Regions from separate parts of the Homo sapiens genome. Here region 1 is linked to region 2. Evidence: chromatin contacts called from ENCODE POLR2A ChIA-PET data. All regions are on one chromosome and are shown on one strand. Each heading gives the region's core, a stretch centred on a gene start or an enhancer-like site at or near the end of the contact. The rest is flanking DNA. Distances are from core to core; before and after follow the strand shown.

Evidence for each region. ChIA-PET counts read pairs that join two places held with the same protein, here RNA polymerase II (POLR2A).
Region 1: POLR2A ChIA-PET joins it to region 2 with 12 read pairs in activated CD4-positive, alpha-beta T cell. The contact joins the enhancer-like site here to the promoter of SCGB2A1 in region 2. POLR2A ChIA-PET finds 5 or more read pairs at or near these places in 2 of 52 experiments (WTC11 and activated CD4-positive, alpha-beta T cell).

Annotation. Positions count from the first base shown.
Region 1 is chr11:62,554,089-62,561,479 of GRCh38, reverse strand. It overlaps EEF1G (eukaryotic translation elongation factor 1 gamma), which reads left to right. Exons shown (of 10, transcript NM_001404.5): 8 at 1,026-1,198; 9 at 1,287-1,411; 10 at 1,643-1,884. The coding sequence ends at 1,801. Among named protein-coding and RNA genes, the nearest start is that of MIR6747, 9.3 kb to the left of the region's middle. RefSeq lists enhancers at 3,118-3,633, 4,448-4,607, 3,866-4,669, 4,638-4,777, 5,108-5,167 and 4 more. Within about 2 kb of position 4,524, at least 41 of the 41 ENCODE cell types and tissues checked have a DNase peak (open chromatin) inside an H3K27ac peak, as active enhancers do.
Region 2 is chr11:62,204,329-62,211,236 of GRCh38, reverse strand. It overlaps SCGB2A1 (secretoglobin family 2A member 1), which reads right to left and starts at 2,564. Exons shown (of 3, transcript NM_002407.3): 1 at 2,451-2,564; 2 at 637-824. The coding sequence starts at 2,505.

The DNA.
Region 1 (7,391 bases), core at 3,275-5,774, 350 kb before region 2:
GATGGTCTTGATCTCTTGACCTCGTGATCCGCCCGCCTCGGCCTCCCAAAGTGTTGGGATTACAGGTGTGAGCCACCCTGCCTGTCCTTTTTTTTCCCCCCAGACAGGACTCTTCCTCTATCGCCCAGGCTGGAGTGCAGTGGCGCGATCTCTGCTCACTGCAACCTCTGCCTCTCGGGTTCAAGCTATTCTCCTGTCTCAGCCTGCCACCACGCCCAGCTAATTTTTGTATTTTTAGTAGAAACGGGGTTTCACCTTGTTGGTCAGGCTGGGCTTGAACTCCTGACCTGAGGTGATCCACCTGCCTTGGCCTCCCAAAGTGCTGGGATTACAGGCGTGAGCCACCGCATCTGGCCAGTGTATATGTTTATAACTGGAAAGAAAGAAAACAGAGCACCAATCGTGGAGGGAGTGACCTCTGCTATATTGATGCTGGCATTCTTGGCTCAGTATGCCAGATTGCTTTTAAGATAACCTGAACCTAAGGGCTTTCCAGCATCGGAAAACCTTGGAAAAGACTAAAGCTTGTTTATAGGCAGAGATGGACTAAAGGACATGGGTGTAAGATTTGGGGTGGAGGCCCTTTGAGAATGTTCACTGCTTACATTCCTGTTACAGCTTGTGTAACCTGAAGAGGCCTGTATGGTGGGGGGGAAGAGACTTGGGTGAGTCAGTGACTTAGTGTGGTTCATGGAAAACAGCCTGGGGAGGGCCTGAACAGGGAAAAAGAAGTCCTCACTCTGTCTCCACCTGGGGGCAGCAGTTAGCCATGCCCTTCCTGGGGCAGGTCTCAGAGTCCCACTTTGAGTTCCACCCTCCACATGCCTTGCATACTTATGCAGAGGAGTGTCCTAGGCCCCTGTTCAAACCCCTTGAGCTTACTTCCCTCATAAGGTCATACACATCTGCCAGCACAATGACCATTTCCTTTATATTAGTAAATTTTAAGTGAAAGCACCCTTCACTTCTCTTAGCCTGGCAACCTTCCTCCTTATTGATTGACCCCTGTGCTTTCTTCCTCTTAGTACCTTTGTGTTGGATGAATTTAAGCGCAAGTACTCCAATGAGGACACACTCTCTGTGGCACTGCCATATTTCTGGGAGCACTTTGATAAGGACGGCTGGTCCCTGTGGTACTCAGAGTATCGCTTCCCTGAAGAACTCACTCAGACCTTCATGAGCTGCAATCTCATCACTGGTAAGAGAGTGGGTCTGAGAAGGAAGGAGAACAAGGTGTAGCAAGTGCTGTGATTCCAAAGGCTGAATGTTCTCCCTTGCCGCTTCAGGAATGTTCCAGCGACTGGACAAGCTGAGGAAGAATGCCTTCGCCAGTGTCATCCTTTTTGGAACCAACAATAGCAGCTCCATTTCTGGAGTCTGGGTCTTCCGAGGCCAGGAGCTTGCCTTTCCGGTGAGGAAGGTGGAGGAGAGGAGTCTCTTTAGGGTGGGGCAGGGATATAAGAAGCACTGTGTTTTATTTCTGAGTTGATGGATGTTTAGGAGGGTTCAGGAATGCTTATAGGAAGGAGCAGTTCATGTTCACAGGAGACCTGGGGTCTGATGACATGTGTTTGAGCTGGAAGTAACACAGGTGTGGGGTGGTGTCTCATAACTTGACCACATGCTGGCTTTTTATCCCCAGCTGAGTCCAGATTGGCAGGTGGACTACGAGTCATACACATGGCGGAAACTGGATCCTGGCAGCGAGGAGACCCAGACGCTGGTTCGAGAGTACTTTTCCTGGGAGGGGGCCTTCCAGCATGTGGGCAAAGCCTTCAATCAGGGCAAGATCTTCAAGTGAACATCTCTTGCCATCACCTAGCTGCCTGCACCTGCCCTTCAGGGAGATGGGGGTCATTAAAGGAAACTGAACATTGAACCCTTTCCTGTCCTGCCTCCTTTGTGAGTGGTGGCGTCTTCAAGGGGAGTAGATATGTTGAAGCAGGGTACTTTCTGTGTTCGCAGTACCTCGATATGCAGGAGAGAAGACTTCAGAAGAACAGAAATAGAGGCCTGTGTTCACTTGTGATTTTAATTACCCTGCCTCCTACGGTGATGACTGTCTTCTAGCTGGGAAAGAGCGGAAGCAGTTGGGGCGGGTAGTGACATGGGGCTTTGTGACTACCTAATTCTTAGGGATCAGATTCCAGGCCTTTCCCAGTGAAGGGAGAGAATAGCTGCTAATAACAAGAGCTAACGTGTATAATTCACAGAGCGCAAAGGAACTTTACATTATTTCCTGTAACTGTCCTGTGAGGTAGGTAGCTGACAATATGCAAGGGTTGTAGTTTCTTTTTCTTTTTTTTTCTTTTTTTTTTTCAGACAAGGTCTGGCTCTGTTGCCCAGGCTGGAGTGTAGTGGTGCAGTCTCAGCTCAACCTCTGTCTCCCAGGCTCAAGCCATCCTCCCACCTTAGCCTCCTGAGTAGCTGGGACTATAGGTGTGCACCACCACGCCCGGCTAATTTTCGTGGTGGGTTTTTTTTTTTTTTTTTGTAGAGGTAGGGTTTCGCCACATTGCCGAGGCTGTTCTCAAACTCCTGACCTCCAGCGGTCGTCCCGCCTTGGTCTCCCAAAGTGGTGGGATTGCAGGCATGCATCACCATGCCTGCCCTAGGGCTGTGGTTCAAATGCCTCAAACCTGCAGGACAAGGCACAGACTACTCAGAACAGACACTGGCCTGGCCCATTGGCCCATTCCTGGCTGTGTTATCAGTCTGGTGGTGGTATCCCTGATTTCTAACGGGAAGCATAGGGATTTACAGATTTCACTAACTTGACTGTGATCACACATTTTAAGTGGTAGAGGCAGAGTTTTGAACCCAGTGGGTGTCACTTTTTTTTTTTAATTTAAAATTTTTTTGGTAGAACTGGGTCAGGAAAATGTTTTAAATTTTATTTATTTGAGAGCTGGGGTTCTTGCTATGTTGCTAAGGCTGGAGTGCAGTGGCTGGCTGTACAAAGGCTCAATCGTGCTATAGTTTTTTTTTTTCTTTGAGACGGGAGTCTCGCTCTGTCGCCCAGGATGGAGTACAGTGGTGCGATCTTGGCTCCACTGCAAGCTCCGCCTCCCGGGTTAACGCCATTTTCCTGCCTCAGCCTCCTGAGTAGCTGGGACTACAGGCACCCGCCACCGCGCTAGGCTAATTTTTTGTATTTTTAGTAGAGACGGGGTTTCACCGTGGTCTCGATCTCCTGACCTCGTGATCCGCCCACCTCGGCCTCCCAAAGCGCTGGGATTACAGGCGTGAGCCACCAATCGTGCTACAGTTTTGAAGTCCTGGCCTCAAGTGATCCTCCCACCTCAGCCCCCTTAGTAGGTGGGATTATAGGTGCATGCCATCACGCCTCACTTGGGTGTGACTTTTTTTTTTTTTTTTGAGACAGTTTCACTCTTGTTGCCCAGGCTGGAGTGCAATGGTGTGATCTCGGCTCACCACAACCTCCACCTCCTGAGTTCTGGTTCAAGCAGTTCTCCTGCCTCAGCCTCCTGAGTAGCTGGGATTACAGGCACGTGCACCATGCCCAGCTAATTTTTGTATTTTCAGTAGAGACGGGGTTTTATCATGTTGGCCAGGCTGGTCTCGAACTCCTGACCTCATGATTTGCCCACCTTGGCCTCCCAAAGTGTTTGGATTACAGGCGTGAGCCACCACGCCCAGTGGGTGTCACTTTGAAGCCTGTGTCCACACCCTGCTGCCTCCTAGAAGGTAGAGTAGTTGTAATTGTCAGCTAATATCCTGCTCAGGCCAAAGGTTACTATTTTTTCCCCTTTGAGCTTAATTTTTATTAATATCCTTTTCAGATTTTCTTGCTCTTCTGTCTTTTCCGAAGATCATTTAAGATCTTCCTGTAAATTTAACAGCTCAGGTGAAACTGGAAACCTCTAGATTGAGTCACATTTTGAGGCATATGCAGAAACGGTTGACTGCCTTTGGTCCCCAGCTTATGATTTTCTGTGTGGTTTTTTCATTCTGTTTCTTAGTCCAGGCACAGAAGAGGGCTCTTGGCTTGGATGGGGAAACCAGGTACATACAATGGGCTGGTAGTTGGGAGGGGATAGGGCTGTCATCTGCAGCTGAGCACTTTGACCTGCAGTTGGAGTGGGCAGAAAAGAGTTGTGGTTTAGAATCCATATGGGTGGAGATGGGCTGATGCTTGCTCAGACTGCTCCCTGGCTGCTCATCTTGAGCTGGGTCCAAACTTGATAACCTTTCTTCTGAGCCTCCTGAGCTCTTGTTAGCTAGGATCTGAAAATGCTAGGTGCAGCTGGTGCATTGACATGTTCCTGTAGTCTTGGCTACTTGGGTGGGGGGATGGCTGAGGCCAGGAGTTGGAGGCCTTAGTAGTGCTTGCCATGATTGCAACTGAAAGTGCTAGATGCAGGCTTGGGGCGTGCCTTTTAGCTTGTTGCTGGGGCCTCACTGAAGCTGTCAGACTCTTCCCAAATTCTGTTTCAAATCACACCTCCTTCTGTGGTTGTGGGACCTTCACCACCTTCCTGGTGTTTGCTTACCGTAACCTCCTGTGGCTGAAGCCTCAGGCAGGAGGGACCAAGTTGGAAGAGTAGTTTAGGTTTTAGAGGGCTGCTTGAAAGGCTCAGGAGGGAAGCCCAACTGTGAAGTGGGTCGGGGGTTCTGGGTGGGCCATGGGCAGCAGCGGGCCTGGCAGCCCACATGGACTAGGTGGTCTGCGCTGGGGCAGAGACCCCTACCTCAGCCTTCCTCTGCCTGCAGGAAGAGTGAGTCATCTGCACATCCTGCCTCCAGCCCTCGCCACGCGGTGCAGAGTAAGGGTGGCCAGGTTGTTGTTTGAAGCAGTGCTTGCACTTGGGCTAGGGCCAGTACCCACAAGCAGGAGGAGGAGCCTCAAGACGAGAGGGTTGTGGCCCCAGGAAGGCTGGGCCGTTGGCCTCTAGATGGGGGTGGGATGCAAGGGCTTCTCTGCTGTGGTGGGTAGGGGAGAGGTTAACAGTGGAAGTTTCTAACGGCAGATGTGAGGCAGGAAAGGGGAAGCACATCTGGAGTTCTTTCTGTCCCCCGCCCTGCCCCAGGGAGGCCTGAGTCACTGCAGCAAGGGCTCTTGCCCTTCCCATCCCCGCTGGGCTCTCCATGGCTTGCTGGATCCTTCCTTTTCCTTGCTTTTGCTGTGGGCAGCCAATCAGAGCCTGCGCCTGTGGATGTCTGTGGTTGCTGGGCAGTTTTCTCTTGGTGCTAGGGAGTCTCATGCCACCCAAACACCACATAGAGCTGGCGACCCGACTCCATGGTCCAGCACATGGCACAGAGACTGGGGTGAGGAGCAGAAAGGGAAGGGGGTGTTTGAATGGATCAGGGGCTGAGGGCAGGGCATGATCTTAGAAAACTAGGGTAGAATGAGGGAAGGGGGAGGCTCTTTTATCCACTTACTGGGCAAAATCTCAGAACCTCCACAGAGGGAGGGTGAGAGAAACTGGAGAAGGGGTCGGGGCTCAGGGCTGCAGTTGACTCAGATAAAATCTTTACAGAGCCTGGAGTGTGAATGGGAGGGGCTGAGAGAGACTTGGTTAGTTTGTAGATAAACCAGTAGATACTGGTTATAAGCAGCTATTTATCTTAGCTTTTTTGGCACTTCTGCTTAAGTCACTTATTAAAAAGTTAAAAACCTTTAAAGTTCTTCCAAGAAAGACTTATATTGTTTCCTTTTTTTCGTGCCCTGCTTTGAGCTGGAGCTGGACAGCTGCTGCTCTCACTGGGTCGGACCCATCCCACCAGCTGCCCACATGCCCCAAATGTGCCACTTCCCCTTTTGAAAGGTGGGGGAAGCCTAGAATGTTGAAGGGAGGGGAATGAAGTGCTTTGGAGGCTCCACCCAGTCATTTCTGAAATTAATACTGTGGTTTTCATGGCAACGGGCACTCTTTGTTGTCAACTCAGAACTTTCCCTCCACACATCAAATGGATTTTTCTGGGTGCTGTAGCTTCCCCAGCTCCTCCAACCAGTGTACCTATAGGGCACTGCAGGGCACTGACTTTCCCCACTTGCTGTGTTCCTGTGTTTTTGTTTTTTTTTTTCGAGACAGAGTCTCTCTTTGTTGGCCAGGCTGGAGGGGCAGTGGCATGATCTCGGCTCACTGCAGCCTCTGTCTCCCGGGCTCAGGCAATTCTCCCACCTCAGCCTCCCAAGTAGCTGGGATTACAGGTGTGTGCCACCATGCCTGTTAATTTTTTTTTGTATTTTTAGCAGAGATGGGGTTTCACCATGTTAGCCAGGCTGGACTCGAACTCCTGACCTCAGGTAATCCACCCGCCTTGGCCTCCCAAAGTGCTGGGATTACAGGCGTGAGCCACCGTGCCTGGCCTGCTCCTGTATGTTTGAATGTGATTCTGGGGTTCCCACCCCGTTCTCTTCCTCTAGTGCTGTGGAGCTCACATTGGTGCTCCTGAAAGGTTACAGAAACTGCCACCTGTTCCTGTCTGTTTGCTCCAGTCAGGCTGGCATGGCTCCCAGAGCAGGCTGTTGTTTTACTCCAGGGGAATTACTGGGGTGTCCCAGTGCCTCAGCACCCAAGGGATGGGTGGAGTAGGGTATGGTGGGGGGTGCTGGAGGGCAGCACTGCCATCAGTTGCATCTCCCATTAGAGGGAGAATACCTTGGGCTGGTGGTACTGGCTCAGTGGTGATGTCCTGGCGACCCCGTCTCAATGTTCCTGGGCTCTCTTCACTCCCCTAGGCCCCTCCCTTCTCCACCCCTCTTTGTTTTCTTGATTTCCTCAGGATTTTGAGGCAAGCCTATTGAATGGGCGATGTGCAGATCATTGGGGCAGATGGTCAGTTAGGGTTTGGGGCTATTTCTGATAGGATCTCCCATGGAATGTGCCTCCACTCCCAGCTGCCCCCTCCCCTCTGCAGCAGGAACAGCTGTCATGTGAAGGCCTCTCTGCTGGCTCAGCCCTTTTGCAATCATCTGGCGGGCTCTGCTGGGATGGGGTGGATGGTGAAGATGGGCAGAGCCAAGGGGTGAAGGAGGGAATGTGGTAGGGCAGGGGGAGCTGTCAGAGGGTAAGGAGGGCTCTAGAGTTCAGGGCTGAGGGAAGAAGGGCTGCCAAGGTCAGGCAGGAGGGGTGGAAGCTGCTGAGCAGGCCAGGGAGGTGGAATGATGAGCTTACGGTACCCATCCTGGGAGACTTTCAAGGTGGAAGGATAGTTGGTTATAGCGGGAACCCAGGCAGTCATCCTTCAGGGAGATCCGCATTTCCCCTGACTCACAGGGGACCCAAGGGGTGCTTTCCGGCTCTTCTTCCATGTGGGACCTGAGTCACCAAGATGCCTAGGGTGTTGGCTGCCCTATGGTGGCAGGTCCTGTGCCCAGCCCTGCCCTACCCTACCCACTCTTACTGTTAGGACAGGGGTTA
Region 2 (6,908 bases), core at 1,315-3,814:
ATGTGCATGTTCTGGCTGGGTGCGGGGGCTCAGACCTGTAATCTCAGAACTCTGGGAGGCCAAGGGAGGCAGATCACTTGAGGTTAGGAGTTTGAGACCAGCCTGGCCAACATGGTGAAACTCCTTCTCTAGTTAAAATACAAAAATTAGCCCGGCGTGGTGGCGCACACCTGTAATCCCAACTACTCGGGAGGTGGAGGCAGGCAAATCTCTTGAACCCGGGAGGTGGAGGTTGCAGTGAGCCGAGATTCACGCCACTACACTCCAGCCTGAGTGACAGAGCGAAACTCCGTCTCAAAAAAAAAAAAAAAAATGCCGATGCCTGTCCCCGTGTGTCTGTGTGTGTCTATACTTGTGTGCTTATGTGTGTCTGTGTCTGTGTGAGAAGGGACTGGTGAGGTCAGAGGTAGACGGGTGATCTCTAAGGCTTTCTTTTCTCCTTTTTGCCTTTTCCATTTATCACTCCCTAAAGATTCTCAATGTGAAGTGGCAAAGCAGCCTGGAGACAAAGTTTAATGAATTGATATATAAAGAAAGTTTGTTCACCAGTTGCTTGGCATTCTTGGTGCCAAATTTAGAGCCCGCTGGTTCTGATCAGTGATTTTCAAAGGGTACATAAGAAGAAACCCAAATTACCATCATCAGTCCAAAGTTTTTCAGAGTTCTATGTGACTGGTTGAGGAAACACTGCTTGAATTTCCCCATAGCCTCTGCAGCGGCATCACTGTCTATGAACTCTTGAAGAAGCTCTTTGTATTCAGGTATAGATATGTCGGAATTGATGGTCTTTTCAACCATGTCCTCCAGGAGTTTGCAGCCAGAATCTGGAAAAAAAAAAAAAAAAAAAAAAGACACAAGAACATGGGCCATTACTAGAGGTGTGATTCATTCTACAGATGAATTGGGAAGCTGGCTATCTTCGTACCTCCAGGGACAGACCGAGGTTCAGAAAGATTTTGGTGCAGTATGCAGAGTTCTCAATTCTGGGAGTGTAAACTCAGGCTCTGCAAATTCTCTCTGACCTTCCAAACCCAGAGAAGCCCAACCCTGTGTATTCTTGGTGAAGAGGACCCTCGAGAAATGAGGTGTTCTGACTGGGGGGACATAGCAAACACTACTTGGACTTTCTTGGTTCAAAGTCATGCAATGCTTCCCTGTTATCATGCCCAGCATCAGGTAGGGTTTCCAAGGATTTCAGATGAATGGGTCTAGGACATTGTCCATTAGTTCTGTTGACTCTACTGCAATAAAAGGGAATGTGTGGCCAGGTATGGTGGCTCACGCCTGTAATCCCAGCACTTAGGGAGGCCAAGGCAGGCGAATTGCTTGAGCTCAGGAGTTTAAGACCAGCCTGGACAACACAGGGAGACCTCATCTCTACAAAAAATTTAAAAATTAGCCAGGCATAGTGGTGTCCACCTGTAGTCCCAGCTACTCGGGAGGCTGAGGCAGGAGCATTACTTGAGCCTTCGAGGAAGAGGTTGCAGTGAGCTGAGACTGTGCCATTGCACACCAGTCCCAGTCCCAGCCTGGGTGACAGAGCAAGACCCTGTCTCAAACACACACACACACACACACACACACACACACACACACACACATGAATGTGAAATAGAGCTTGTTCATGAGGGGATCTGAGGTCACCTCCCACTGTAAGGGAGAGGAACGAGCTCAGGACGTGGCTTCATGTGAGCTGGTTGTGCTCTGGACTTTGTGATTTTCCAGTTAGTTGACTGTGAGCTTGTCACCCTTCTACACATCTGCACCTACCTTGGATGCCAATACGGTAGGGTTTGGAATCCACCTTTGTGAACTGCACAAGGCAGGCTACCTATGGAAATATTAGCGCTGATTCCAGCAGCCGGGGCTTTTTCCTCCCACTGAATCTTTAGTGCTGGAAGGAGACTCCAGGGGTTGTGAGTTCTCACCTGTCTGCCTTGAGCCTGAAGCAACTGGGAGGGTAAGGGCATCCCAGAAGGACCCAGATCAACTCTGAGAACACAGAGTGAGCCACACAGGGTGAGAGACACTGGGTCACACTCTGCAGCCTGGGCCTTCTGTCCTGGGAGGTTTCCTATTTCGTTCCATATTCAAGGAGACCCATGATTATTTCCTGATTTCTAGGTGTAGATGCCATCTCTCCCTTGCCCCACTGAAATAGTTCATTTCAATATTTAATCCTGAGACTCATCCTGGTTTCTATGGTCACCGTGACCATGGTGAGACGCTGAGTGCCATGATACACTGTGTGCAGCTCCAATGCAGGGGACAGCCCATGAGGACACTGCATGCTTGATTGTCAGGAACTCATGGGGATCCTAAGGCCTATCGCACCCAGGCCCTTCACACTGGGGCTCGTCTGTGCTGGGGATTAGAGGTTGGGAGTTCTTCTACAGGGGCCCAGGTGACAATTCCTAGCCCAGAAGCAGCCCTCTCTGCCCAGAACTCACCTGCATAGCAGTGCAGGAGGAGGGCCGCCAGCATGAGGACCATCAGCAGCTTCATGGCGAGGCGGCTGCTGTCTGTGTTCAGTCGTGCGTGGCAGGGATCAAGGAAGTTGCTGTGGAGGTGAGTACCCAGCCCTGCTCTATTTATTCCCCAGGGAGGCACCTTAGTCCCTCCCAGGAATGAGGCAATGTGTCAACCTGGCATGGGACCAGGACACAATAGTGTACACCAATGGGAACACAGCCAGCCTGTGCTCTGTTTGTAGAAACCAAGAAGGCAGTAATATTTGGATCCCTGACAATCTGGGGACTACAATAATGATACATGGCTTTTAGTAAAATGGATGTGACAGTGTTTTCCAAAATATAAAGCAAAACCCAGTGGCGTGATCTTGTGGTCTCAACAATGTTGTTATTATTGTAGTTTTCTTCTAGTCCTCCTTCCCTTCTTCCTCCTCCTCCTTCTATTCTTTTTCTTCTATTCCTCTTGGTCTCCTCCTCTTCTCGTTATTCTTCAAGGTACAAACAGTTTCATAACTTGTGTATCTGCCGGTCCTGGAATCATCAAATATTTGGGCTATGTGCAATACCTGCATCTTCCTATGGGAGGCAGACCTTCCTAATCCATAGACATTTCTTTTTCAGAAAAGCGGGTTTTTTTGTTTTTGTTTTTTGGGGTTTTGTTGCTGTTGTTGTTGTTGTTTTGAGACAGAGTCTCACTCTATTGCCCAGGCTGGAGTGCAGTGGTGCGATCTTGGCTCACTGCAGCCTCCGCCTCCCGGGTTCCAGAAATTCTCCTGCCTCAGCCTCCTGGGTAGCTGGGATTACAGGCATGCGCCAGGACACCTGGCTAATTTTTGTATTTTTAGTAGAGACAGGGTTTCACCATTTTGGCCAGGCTGGTCTCGAACTTCTGACCTCAGGAGATCCACCTCACTCAGCCTCCCAAAGTGCTGGGATTACAGGCGTGAGCCACCATGCCCAGCCCCGAAAAGTGCTTTAAGTTTTGGGGAAAACATTAATATCTAACCTCTACTGAAAGCTTCTTGTTATTCTTGTTAAGAATTACAACACTAAGTTAATTCAACTTTACAAATTTATTTTACAATATATTTATAATTTAATTTGTGCTTAGTTCTTTGTTAGCCTTTTACGGTTTTCTATCCACTGACTGAGAGGATGCTGTGAGTGAGTGGAGTAACTGACTGCTTGGGCAGGCAGTGCTAGGCAGTGGGTGGCAATGGGGTTGGGTGATGATGAGATTTAGGTGATAAGATTTGGGCAGGTGTGGGTGTGGATCCTGGAGGCCACACGTACTCATGCTGTGTCTTTGGGCAAATTACAATGCTGGTCCCTCTGGGCTTCCTTTCTGTCTTTGTGAAACGGGTATAAGTGATGCTGAATTTTTTTTTTTTTCGAGACAGAGTCTTGCCCTGTTGCCCAGGCTGGAGTTCAGTGGCACGATCTTGGCTCACTGCAACCTCCGCCTCCCGAGTTCAAGCGATTCTCCTGCCTCAACCTTCTGAGTAGCTGGGATTACAGGCATGTGGCACGAGGCCCGGCTAATTTTCGTATTTTTAGTAGAGACGGAGTTTCTCCATGTTGGCCAGGCTGGTCTCGAACTCCTGACCTCAGGTGATCCACCCACCTCGGCCTCCCAAAGTGCTGAGATTACAGGTGTGAGCCACCGTGCCCGCCTGGCCGTGAATTTTTGTAAAGATGAGAGATACTCTGTAAATTTTTTTTTTTGAGATGGAGTCTCACTCTTATTGCCCAGGCTGGAGTGCAGTGGCGTGATCTCAACTCACTGCAACCTCAGCCTTCCCGGGTTCAAGCGATTATCCTGCCTCAGTCTCCTGAGTAGCTGGGATTACAGGTGTGCACCACCACGCCCAGCTAATTTTTATTTATTTATTTATTTATTTATTTATTTATTTATTTATTTATTTTGTATTTTTAGTAGAGATGGGGGTTTCACCATGTTGGCCAGGCTGGTCTCAAACTCCTGACCTCGTGATCCACCCACCTTGGCCTCCCAAAGTGCTGGGATTATAGGTTTGAGCCACCGCTCCCGGCCGACGCTCTGTAAATTTTTAATCACGCAGCCAAGCATGAGATAATTCTGAATAAATGGCAGTTGCATTCATGCGTGGATCCCTTGTTGTACGCATCACTGTTTTGCTTCTCCTGTGAGCTGGGCCTTGCACTAGATTCAGTTATAGAAACAGGTTAGACCAGGTGCTTGCTCCTGTGGACCTTATTTTCTAATGAAGGACACAAAGAACAAGACTAAAGATATATCAGAGGTATGAGAAAGTGGTCATTGCTGCAAAGAACAACAAAATATTCACAACAGCTGAATGCTGTCATAGATGGCCTGCCCAGGGGCAGTGGCCTGTAAGCCCCCCAAGGCAGCCTGTAGGAGCAGGTGCTGTTTCAGCTGAGACTTGGATGAGTGGATGGTGATGTCCAAGGACACATCTGGGGAAGAGAATTCCAGGGAGAGGGAACTGCAAGTACAGAAGCTTGAGGACAGATGGCACTGGCAAGGTAAGGAAGGGAAGGAACGTGGCCACATAGAATCAGGAAAAGGACGGGACAGCCTCACATGATAGAAAGCCCATCCCTGTTTAATTAGGGGCACAGTGAAGGTCATAGGAACAAGAAAAACAAAGTTGGCTCAGGTAAAAAAAGAAAAAAGAAAAAAAAAGAAGTCGATGAAACAGCCAGAGGAATGAATCCATTGTTAATTCCCTGTGAATGCATTGTTTTCTCTCTGGATTACTTGCGACATGTTTCTTTCCACCATTCAGGTGGAGCCTCAGTGGCCAAGAACAAACCTAATTTTGGGGAGGACAGAAAGGAGAAGTGTTGTTTACTTACCACTGTACACAGCTGACCCTGGCTGGTGGCCTTGTTTCCCAAGGGTAGTGAAGGACCTTGATTATGAAATGTGAGAGTGTCTCCTTGGCCAGTACTTATTGGGGCTCTGCCTGGTGCCCCAGTCCTTGTGGCCCTGCCTTGTCAGTCACCTTCTTACACAGAACAGAACTTCAGGAAAGGCCTCTGGTCTTGGAGCCATCTTTGTTGGCAGCAATATGCCTGTTGTTCAAGTCACCAAGGCCTCGTCTAGACCCAGCGCCTCCCTCGCGCCCGAGCCTCATGCTGGGATTCCAAGTCTGAGTTGCTCAGTGTTCAATCCACCCCAGCACCCCCATATTCCAGCTCAGTGTCCCAAAATGTGTCAGAAGCTTGCAAAGACTGACCTCCCCCTGCGTAGGGGTGAATACATCTGGTGACACGGGGTTGGGATTGAGTGAAGGGAACAGGGTGAATCCTCTAAAGAGACCACAAGCATCAGAAACGCTTTCTGGCCTCTCCTTTCTGAAATGGGGCTGAGGAAAGGAGAGGCTGTAGCTTCCATGGGGAGTCTACAGCAACCAAGGAAGAACCCCCTTCCCCTTACACACACACCCAAGATGCACGTGACGGTGGTGCGTTTTTCATACTCACTCAATTGTCAGAAGAGACCTGTGACCCTCTGTACCTCTGAGAGGCCTGGGGAGACACACACAGGAGACTATAAGCCCGGACGGGAAAGGAGAGGTGCAGAGAGAGATGGATGAAGGGCTCTGGAAGGCCAAAGGAGGGAAAGGGTGCTTTCCCTTAAGTGGGAGAAACGTCCTCTGGCTCAGAGGTTGAGGGGAGGCTGTGGGTAGGGAGAGGTAGGTTAAAGATGGATAAATTCAGAAGATGCCGGAGGTGACTCCCAGAGGAGTCAGATGATTGAAAAGTAAGGAAAGGATAAAATCCCTTATTCCATGGGGCAGTCCCATCCCAGCTGGACATTCCCAAGACTCCCAGGAAGGATCTGGGAAGGGAGGGCCTGAGAAGCTGCAGCTCTGCTGAGCGCCGCTGTGTTGCACTGCTGGGTCCCATCTCTGCAGGTTCTGCAGCCCTTTCTCGTAAGGGTTGGATGGCAGGTGGGTGGTGAGTGAGGACTCGGAGCCTGACCACCACTTGTGTTCACATCACAGCTCCTCCGTTTGCTGACTGCCACATTGGACAGGAGACTTAATGCTGTGTGTTCCCTTTAAAATGGGAACAGTCATAGAATTGCTGTGATTCACAAGTAAAAAGTGGAAAGTCCTGAGAACAGTGCTTGGCACAAAGCAGGTGCTATCCAGATGTCAGCTGGTAGCCATTATTTTTGAATAATAAAAAAATGTATTTATGGTAAACTCCAAGGACCACTAGGACTGTTCGACACTACTGAAACTCGGCTTCCACATAATATTCTCTAAAATATTTGAGTAACTATTCAGATATAAGCTAAAACTTTTAAGTTTGAAAACAAAGTTCTGTGTTTTGATCCATGTGTATTTGATTTTTTTTCAGCGTTCCCCTTTCCTCAGAGGTTTTTTGGTTTTATGATTTTTTTTTTTTTTTGGAACAGGGTCT